3 separate regions of the Mus musculus genome follow, and regions 2 and 3 are each linked to region 1. A link is a loop called in an ENCODE intact Hi-C map of the cell type or tissue named here. Cell type or tissue: heart. All regions are shown on one strand.

What was found. A loop is a pair of places that touch in the nucleus more often than their neighbours do. Peaks named below come from ENCODE experiments on the same cell type or tissue, not always from the same donor. Only the 100,000 strongest peaks of a DNase experiment are listed, where the experiment ranks them.
Region 2: a loop joins it to region 1, with 4 times the contacts of the local background. A loop is called at or near these places in 37 of 42 quality-filtered maps.
Region 3: it touches region 1 in a loop (3-fold over the local background); 4 of 42 quality-filtered maps call a loop at or near these places.

What each region holds. Positions count from the first base shown.
Region 1 is chr9:33,079,393-33,081,892 of GRCm38, reverse strand. All of the region lies in intron 1 of Gm27166 (a long non-coding RNA gene), which reads right to left. Among named protein-coding and RNA genes, the nearest start is that of Gm27166, 49 kb to the right of the region's middle. In heart, a CTCF peak has its summit at 990 (motif pointing right); no DNase peak of the experiment used is centred here.
Region 2 is chr9:32,404,194-32,406,693 of GRCm38, reverse strand. The region is part of intron 1 of Gm31755 (a long non-coding RNA gene); the gene reads left to right. Among named protein-coding and RNA genes, the nearest start is that of Gm31755, 6.3 kb to the left of the region's middle. In heart, a CTCF peak has its summit at 1,210 (motif pointing left); a DNase peak (open chromatin) is centred at 1,203; H3K27ac peaks cover 505 bases.
Region 3 is chr9:32,739,415-32,741,914 of GRCm38, reverse strand. All of the region lies in intron 8 of Ets1 (E26 avian leukemia oncogene 1, 5' domain), which reads right to left. Among named protein-coding and RNA genes, the nearest start is that of Gm3331, 42 kb to the left of the region's middle. In heart, no CTCF peak of the experiment used is centred here; a DNase peak (open chromatin) is centred at 984.

The sequences.
Region 1 (2,500 bases):
GCCCAAAAACCGTATCAGAGCCTTGCTCCACCATTCGCCTCACAGGTTGTCTCTAACAGTGTTTCTATCTAAACTGAGCTGCTAGCAGACCAATATTTTTGGTTAAAGGCAAAATGGACAACATACCAGTAGCTTTTACTCACTACAGCCATAAACATCACTAGCGAGAGCAGTGCACCAGTGAATGGACGGGCAGCAGGACAGTGTAGATGCAGTCACATCACCAGCCTGAACTGGAATTCAGAAGCCCTGGCACATAGCAAGCCTGACTGGAGACCACTTAGAAGATCTTCCCTTTAAGCAGAATTTCCAACCACAAAGCCCTATCTCCTTATTCCCAGCCATTATAACGTTCCCTCCAACAGTTCCACCTAGATAGGTTTTTCTTTTTTATATTTCAGCCATCTGCTTTTAGTTAATGCCAGAAATATATTTCAAATCATCAATGAAACAAACAATCAAAGTTGACCCCATTTATTAAAGAGGCCCTCCAGCCTGCTCCACACTGGGAGAAATTTGTCAGTGAAGCTGTCTTGCAAAAGAGCCCGAAGCTCTTCTGTGGCGTTCCTGTTTGTGCTCCTCTGAAAAGACACTGTTGTCACCTGGAATATATGGCCATAAGTGAGCTCCTGTCTGCAAGGCTAAAGGAAGATATTAACTGAGCATTGTGCATAAGGAAGGGGGAAGGAAGGCGTTGATAGATCACAGCAGAAGCAAACCAGGGAAAGGTGGACCAGGACAAGCAGGCCCTCTCCTTTAGTAAGGACTGCGTCTGGCCTGTGTCCGTGGTTAGATCGTATATCTGACAATATCCTCCCCTTTAATGCTCTGCAGATTCAAGGTATATTATCATACCCTAAGCCTTAACTCTCTAGGGAAATTATGTCAAACCATAACCAAGGAAGTGCAATTGTGAAAATTCACCCCAGGAACCAGCTGTCTGGAACTCCCTTTTAGGAAACAACGGAGAGTGGAGAGTGTGTTCCAAAAGGTGGCACTCTGAGACTGAGAATGGTGACTAAAGCCTCATCCTAGTCTCAAATTTCTGGAAGAATTGTGCTTAGCGTGAAATTCTAGTAGGCAGAGTGAAGGGGGATAGACGGAGAAGGGGAGAGTAGAAATGAGCTTAATTTTAGAGCTCTTCTCAGTACTCAAAGTGGATCTACCGTTATAGCAAACTCTTCCCAGTTCATTATGCAAAGACAGCACATTCCTGGTATGAGGAGGAAGGGAAAAACCCTTTTATGAAGCCTCTCTGCCACCTCCATTCAGTAGTGCCATCTGCTGACCTGTGCAGCAGTGTCACCTGAGAACAGAACGAAAACAAAACAAACAAACAAACAAAATCAGATAAGCTTCTGGCAAAACCTAAGGAGTGAGCAAAACCCTGAGAAAGCAACTTCACAAGCAGCTACAAGCGTTAACCTGTGCTGATGTGACCGGAAGCTGAGTCATGCCCACAGCTTTAACTGCAGCTTTGAGACTACACCTTCAGAAAGCCAGAGCCCTTTGCTCAGAGTTATTGAACATCTAAATGGGCATTCTTTAACCACAGCTAAGCTTCCAGACACATTTTGAGGAAAGCTGTAGGAAAACTGAAAAGCCTCATTGTGTCCTTGTGGTTGAATTGCTTTCAAGAACGATTCAAAGTCCCTGCTGCCATCGATGGCAAAGCCAAGCACATTCTCCAGCGTGCATTGTTTCCTGAAGATCAGATATGGATTTAATGTGGTGCCAAATGCAAAAGGGAGACAGGCCGATCCCCAACTTCGTTCTTGAACCAGCTCTGAAGGTCAGAGCTAAGTACCCAGGGACAAGACTTCTCCATTATCATCACAGTGAGAGCTCAGCGAAGTGAAGAAAACCAACCTCTTTCATGGGCACAATGTCTCAGCCGCCAATAATCCCAAATTGATTATTCTGGCTGAAAGTCACATCTGTGTATAATCTCAGATCATGAAGGGTCCTGAAAAGTAGCTAATATCTAGTTCATCTGGAAACTTTTCCTTCTGTAATAGCAATGTGTGCTTCATTTTCTTTTAAAATCTTTGTAGCTGCTTTTTACAAATAAAATTAAGAGGGTTAGAAAAAAAATTTTTAGTAATTGTTCAAAAGTAATCAAAGTCAAAGTCATGTATTTGATTCTAAATCTAATTACAGAATTCAATTCTAGAATTTGGGCTGAACCATAAAGTTTAAAATATATATTTTAATTGATACTCATACATACAGACAACTCGTTTTGATAGAATCCAACCACTCCCTTCTAATACCTTACCTACCCTCCTATGTCCTCCATCAATTTTTTTTACAATTTCATCATTTTTATTGGTTGTTTATTTATTTATATTTCAAATGTTGTCCCCCTTCTCGGTCTCCCCTCCTCAACGTCCCAATTTCATCCCCCCTCCTCTTTGCCTCTAAGAGGGTGCTCCTCCACCCACCACCCTCCATTTCAACCTCACCGCTCTAGCATCCTCCTATGCTGGGGCATCAGACC
Region 2 (2,500 bases), 680 kb after region 1:
TCCGTGTGATAAACTTGGCTTGCACTATGCTATAGTCTCACATTCCAGACTTTGCACACATCTCTGTTTCTGGACCACTGTGCTCTCTTGATCCTTGCCTGTGTCTCCCCGGTTTGTCCACGGCTGACTGACCTCCTGCCCATGTCCCAGGCTTCCTCTTAGCGTCTTCCCAGGAGGCTCTTTCCCCTTAGGGCCATGGTCTTTGAGGTGATTCCACCTCTGAGAAGCACGCTTTCTGCCAGCTGTCCTGGTCTGTGAACTCTCATTGCAATTCTCTCCTGGCTCCCTAGAACTTTGCTTATTGTCTAAATGTGCATTACAGATGGGTAGCAGTCCAGGTTAGTGTACACCGCCTGCATTCCTTGCATCCAGGCTACAGTACAGTTGGGTCTTTATCACTACAGGTAATTCTGGAAGAAACACCTATCTTTATGTGAACTAAGCTGTTATGTGTCTGGCAATAATAACCCCACACCATAGACTCTTACTGTATAATCAACACTGTTTCCACAGATGTTTTTCTGGTGTTATTTCCCACAGCAGTGTGTGGCTCTTTTTATTATCATCATCTTGCTGATGAGAAATCTCCAGTCTCAAGAGGTCCAGTGACTCACCAAATTCATATGGAAGCCTCTGGGTGCCAAGATCGGAAAGCGAGCTCATAGACAGTGGGGATTGCCTAGTGCTGAGGAAGGAAAGCCCGCGATTGACATAGGTTGGCCTGTGCCTGTGCCAGGGAGATTTTTCTGCCTCCGACTGCTGTTGCAGGGTTAAATAAGAGAGTATTCAGTGTCTGCTAATGATAAACCCCATATAAATGCTTCACACATCGATACATACCTGTCCAGCCCTGACTGACACATACGGATGGTGAATTAGTTGATATCTTAATCCCTGTGAACTCCAATTTCCTCCCTTGTAAGACAGATGGTAGTAACTGTATTTCAGCCTCGTAAGGTGTCACATAAAGCATATAGGATCTCATAGACCGTCATGTACCCTGCAGTAGATCGCAGCATTCTACATTTGCAGCCCAGTTTAGCTTTCTAAAGTCTTTCATTTTATTAGCCTATCGATGATAGGAGTCATATATGTGTGTCTCCCTATTAAATACTGCAATCATAAAGGCTTCCTGGGAATGGCTATAATGGCTTCAGGTTAAGCTTACATTTGGGATCTGGAAGTACATAGCACCACCTGCTGGCCATTTAAGCACACTTCGTAGACAGTGCCAAGTCAACTGGCTTGTGGTACCTCCTGGTGGGCGCCTTCCTTCCCTTTATGCTTCCCCTCCAATACATTTCCTGTCCTTATTCCTCTGGGGACCTGGTGGTTGTCTGGAGCTTGGAACCAGTCAGCAAAAAAATGCTTTCCTCTCCTCGCTGCGGGGCCCTTGGTTTCTCTAACTGTATGTTAGCAGCATGAGATGAGAGTGTGTTCAGCTCTCATTCATCGCTGAGCTTCTGGGTTTCTGGGTGCCAAGAGCAGCAGTGAACCAGCCATGGGAGGAAGTGATCATTTGATCAAAGCAAAGGAGATGAAACTTGAGGTAGAGAAGAAGTCTCAGGTGAAGGGGTCAAGAGCTTGATGTGGGGTATATATGCTTTAAGGTGTAACACGCTTTCTTCAAAACTCCTGAGCTTCATACTATATCCCCTACCTCTTGGGCCTTAGCCTCAGCTGGTGATGTGGTGATCTGAGCTCACTATGGGAATAAAAGTGTTTCTTTGAGTGCAACTTTTGAGTCATCTAAATACAATGTAGGTGGTGGTCCCCAGCCACATAGTAAGTAGTAAATTACCTCCTTTTTCTCCATAAAGGAAGGTCGCACTATCAACATAGTGGCTATAAAGACTGGGAGAGATTCTCAGCTCCTTGAATATGTGAACAGATGTCTCTTGCCTCTAGTACCCAAGAACACAGTTCAAGGGTATCATAGTCTCCATGCCCAGATTTGTATGCTCTGCTCTGTCCTGCCCTGCCCTTTTTGCTGCCCCCCCTCCAGGCACGAGTTTTCCTTCAGAATCAGTGATTCAATGGATGGAATTTGCAGGGTGACCCCAAGAAGGTCAGACATGTAAGAAAGCGCCTGTAAGAAAGAAATTCTAGAATGTGGAAGCCCCGAACTCCAACCCCTACTTGCCTTCTTTGGAGTGCTGGCATCCAGGTGTGTTGTAATAGCCTCGGAGCCTTAGTTTAACTCCTGAAAGACTAGAATTGCAAAACTAACCCTGTCTCTCTAGGAAGTCTGATTCTGCCTCTGGTCTCCTCTATCTGTCCCTAATGTTGATGTTAAACTCTCTTGTGTAGAATATATAGAACTGCACAGTCAGGTCACTGTCCCTCGGGTACTCAGCTTCGTTGAGCAGGCAGTTGACTGACCCAAAACCTGTTTTGACATCATATCCATCCACATGCGATGCTCTGGCCACTCAAGCCTGTCCATCATTTCCCAGAACCCCTCCTCAGTTATGTTAGTCTGAGGCATGATGTATCTACC
Region 3 (2,500 bases), 340 kb after region 1:
GTACTGAAGCCAAAACCAGCTCTTACCCTTCCCCCTTCCCCTCAGTCACATGTATGTATGAAGTGTTAATTAGTGACAAGGGGCCACCTGGGTCTTAATCCCTCTGTGAAAGACATGAGGCTACTCAAGGAGTGTTCCCATTCCTTAACATGAAGAACAGATGGTGCATTCAAGCAAGGCATGCAGCACTTAAAATTCATTAAGGAGCCACCTTCTTGCAGAGCAAAATTACCTGACCTTGGATAAAGCATGCTCTTTGTGCTCAGTTTCACTATCTCTAAAATGGGGCCAGACTGACAGGGAGGAAAGGAGACTACTATTTAACAATGAAGTATTATCCTATCCCTACACCTAAATCAATGAATTGAATAGATGCGTATTACACATTGTGCTAGACACAGGCAAAAGGGACTCATAATGATAACAAATTGATTATCTCAGCGTGTAAGCACACTCTGAGTGCTCAGCATTTTTCTAAGGTTACAAGGAATACAGACAACAGTGAGCATGGGGCTGGCTCTCAGTGTTGTAATTAGAAGGGACTGAGCATGCACCTATGAACAAGAGAAAATGGAGCTTTTCGACTGTGTCAGTCTGATAACCGTAAACAGTACGGTAAGGAGGTACGTCTCGGCGGAAGCCAACATTGTGCTTGATGTAGCCCTCACTCAGCTAACAGGCAAGGCAGGCTTTCTTTCAAGCCATGTTATCTGCCCCCACATCTCGACCTAATTTAACAAGTTGCCATGGGAGCCCTGCTAAGGTTGGTGCAATTTTCTTATCTTTGAAGGAAGAATGTAACTGTGCAAGAGAATGTGAAAATTCCATCTCTAACTGATTTCCACACTTACAGTGCAGTAACTAAGATCTCACAGGAAGGAGGAGAACGTATTCCTGTAGAGGCAGGAAGGACTGAAACCTCAGTCCCTCGTCTAGGGGTGTGGTGAGATGCTCTTCTCACTTAGGTACACATACGCACATGCACGTGGTCCAGGCCAGGCAGCCATGATAAGCACATGTATGTAGTCCAGACCAGGTAGCCATGGTGCAGAAGTCTGAGTGCCCCTATTATAGGTCACACACAAGCTTCAGCAACTGAATTTTATAGGACAGAAAGGGGACAGAACGAGAGACAGGAAACTAGTGCAGTGTTTATACACATGTCAAGAGCACTGCCAACAGTTACCTAGTGATTTCCACTTCTCTAAGTACTTTCCAAATGCCAGGTCATCCTAACATGCCTGCATGAAGTTAGATCCCCATTTGCAGCCATCACCTCAGGTAAGAGACAACACAAGGCAGATGCGTTCCATCCCTTGTCCACCCCTATTTCTGGGATGGGGCCACCAGGTCACAGACTCAGGGAACCTGTAGTGGAGGCAGGAAGTGTTCCCTGAAGACAGAGATCATGGGGGAAACTGCCAAAATTTGGTCTGCTATCACACCTAACAAATCCCAACCATTATTTAGACCACAGCAACAAGAGATTCTAGTTCAAGTCTAAGGACGTGTAGAATAAACTGGATAAGACTGACTCTGCTTGGGGTGGGGGTGGGGGTGGTGTCTTATCCACACCCAGTTGGTGCTCATTTTCTGAAATAATCAATTTATTACAAGTAGGGCTTTCTTCTCACCATGTCTAGCGCAATGTCTAGCACTCATTTATTTAATCGATTTGGTTCAACTGTGCTTTCACACGTCCCCCACTGTCGGGATAAGGGTGAACAGTTCTACTTCACTAAAGTAGAAAAAGGTACAAGGTGAATTTGCCTAAAATCACACAGTGTGTGAAAGCTGAGAGAGAGTGCAGGGAACTTCTGGTTTCTGGTCTATTGTTCTCACTACTACTGGAGTTTGAAAAAGTTAAATCCATAATTGTAAAAAAAAAAAAAAATAGAATCTAAATGTGGACAAGCCTTCATTTTTTTTTCATTTGGAAGGGCTTAGTCTTTGAGAAAGTGAAGGGATGATGATCCCTTCCCCCTCCCTTCTCCTCCCCTCCCCTCCCCTCCTCCCTCTCCCCTCCTCCCCTCCCCTCCCCTCCCCTCTATTATCTGAGCACTACCCTAGCTTTTGTCCTTTCCTCTAAGCAGCCCTCTCCCCTCCCCACTCCATCATGGCATCCAGATGGAGAGAGACTAGTCTCAATTGCAAAGTCTTCCACTCTTCTACACTTTGAAAGACTTCTTGTACTCTTTCTCATCTCGGATATCTTCAATGAAAATGAGTGAATTTCACAATAATGTGCTCTCCAGAGACAGGAAAAGATCCTCTTGAAATGTGCCAAGGCCCCCTACTAATATCTTTTTTTTTTAAAAAAAGAAGGTGCTCAAGTTTGTCCTTTTCTCATGATTCTTCATTTGGTCCTTGCTGCCACTCCCAATCATGGATTTAATTCCTGGGCACCCTTTGATGCAATGACTACCCTAGCTAGGGGCTTTGTGGAGTGCAATATAGGGAACATATTCTTGATCTTGAAAGGAGGAATAATTTTTCTAAG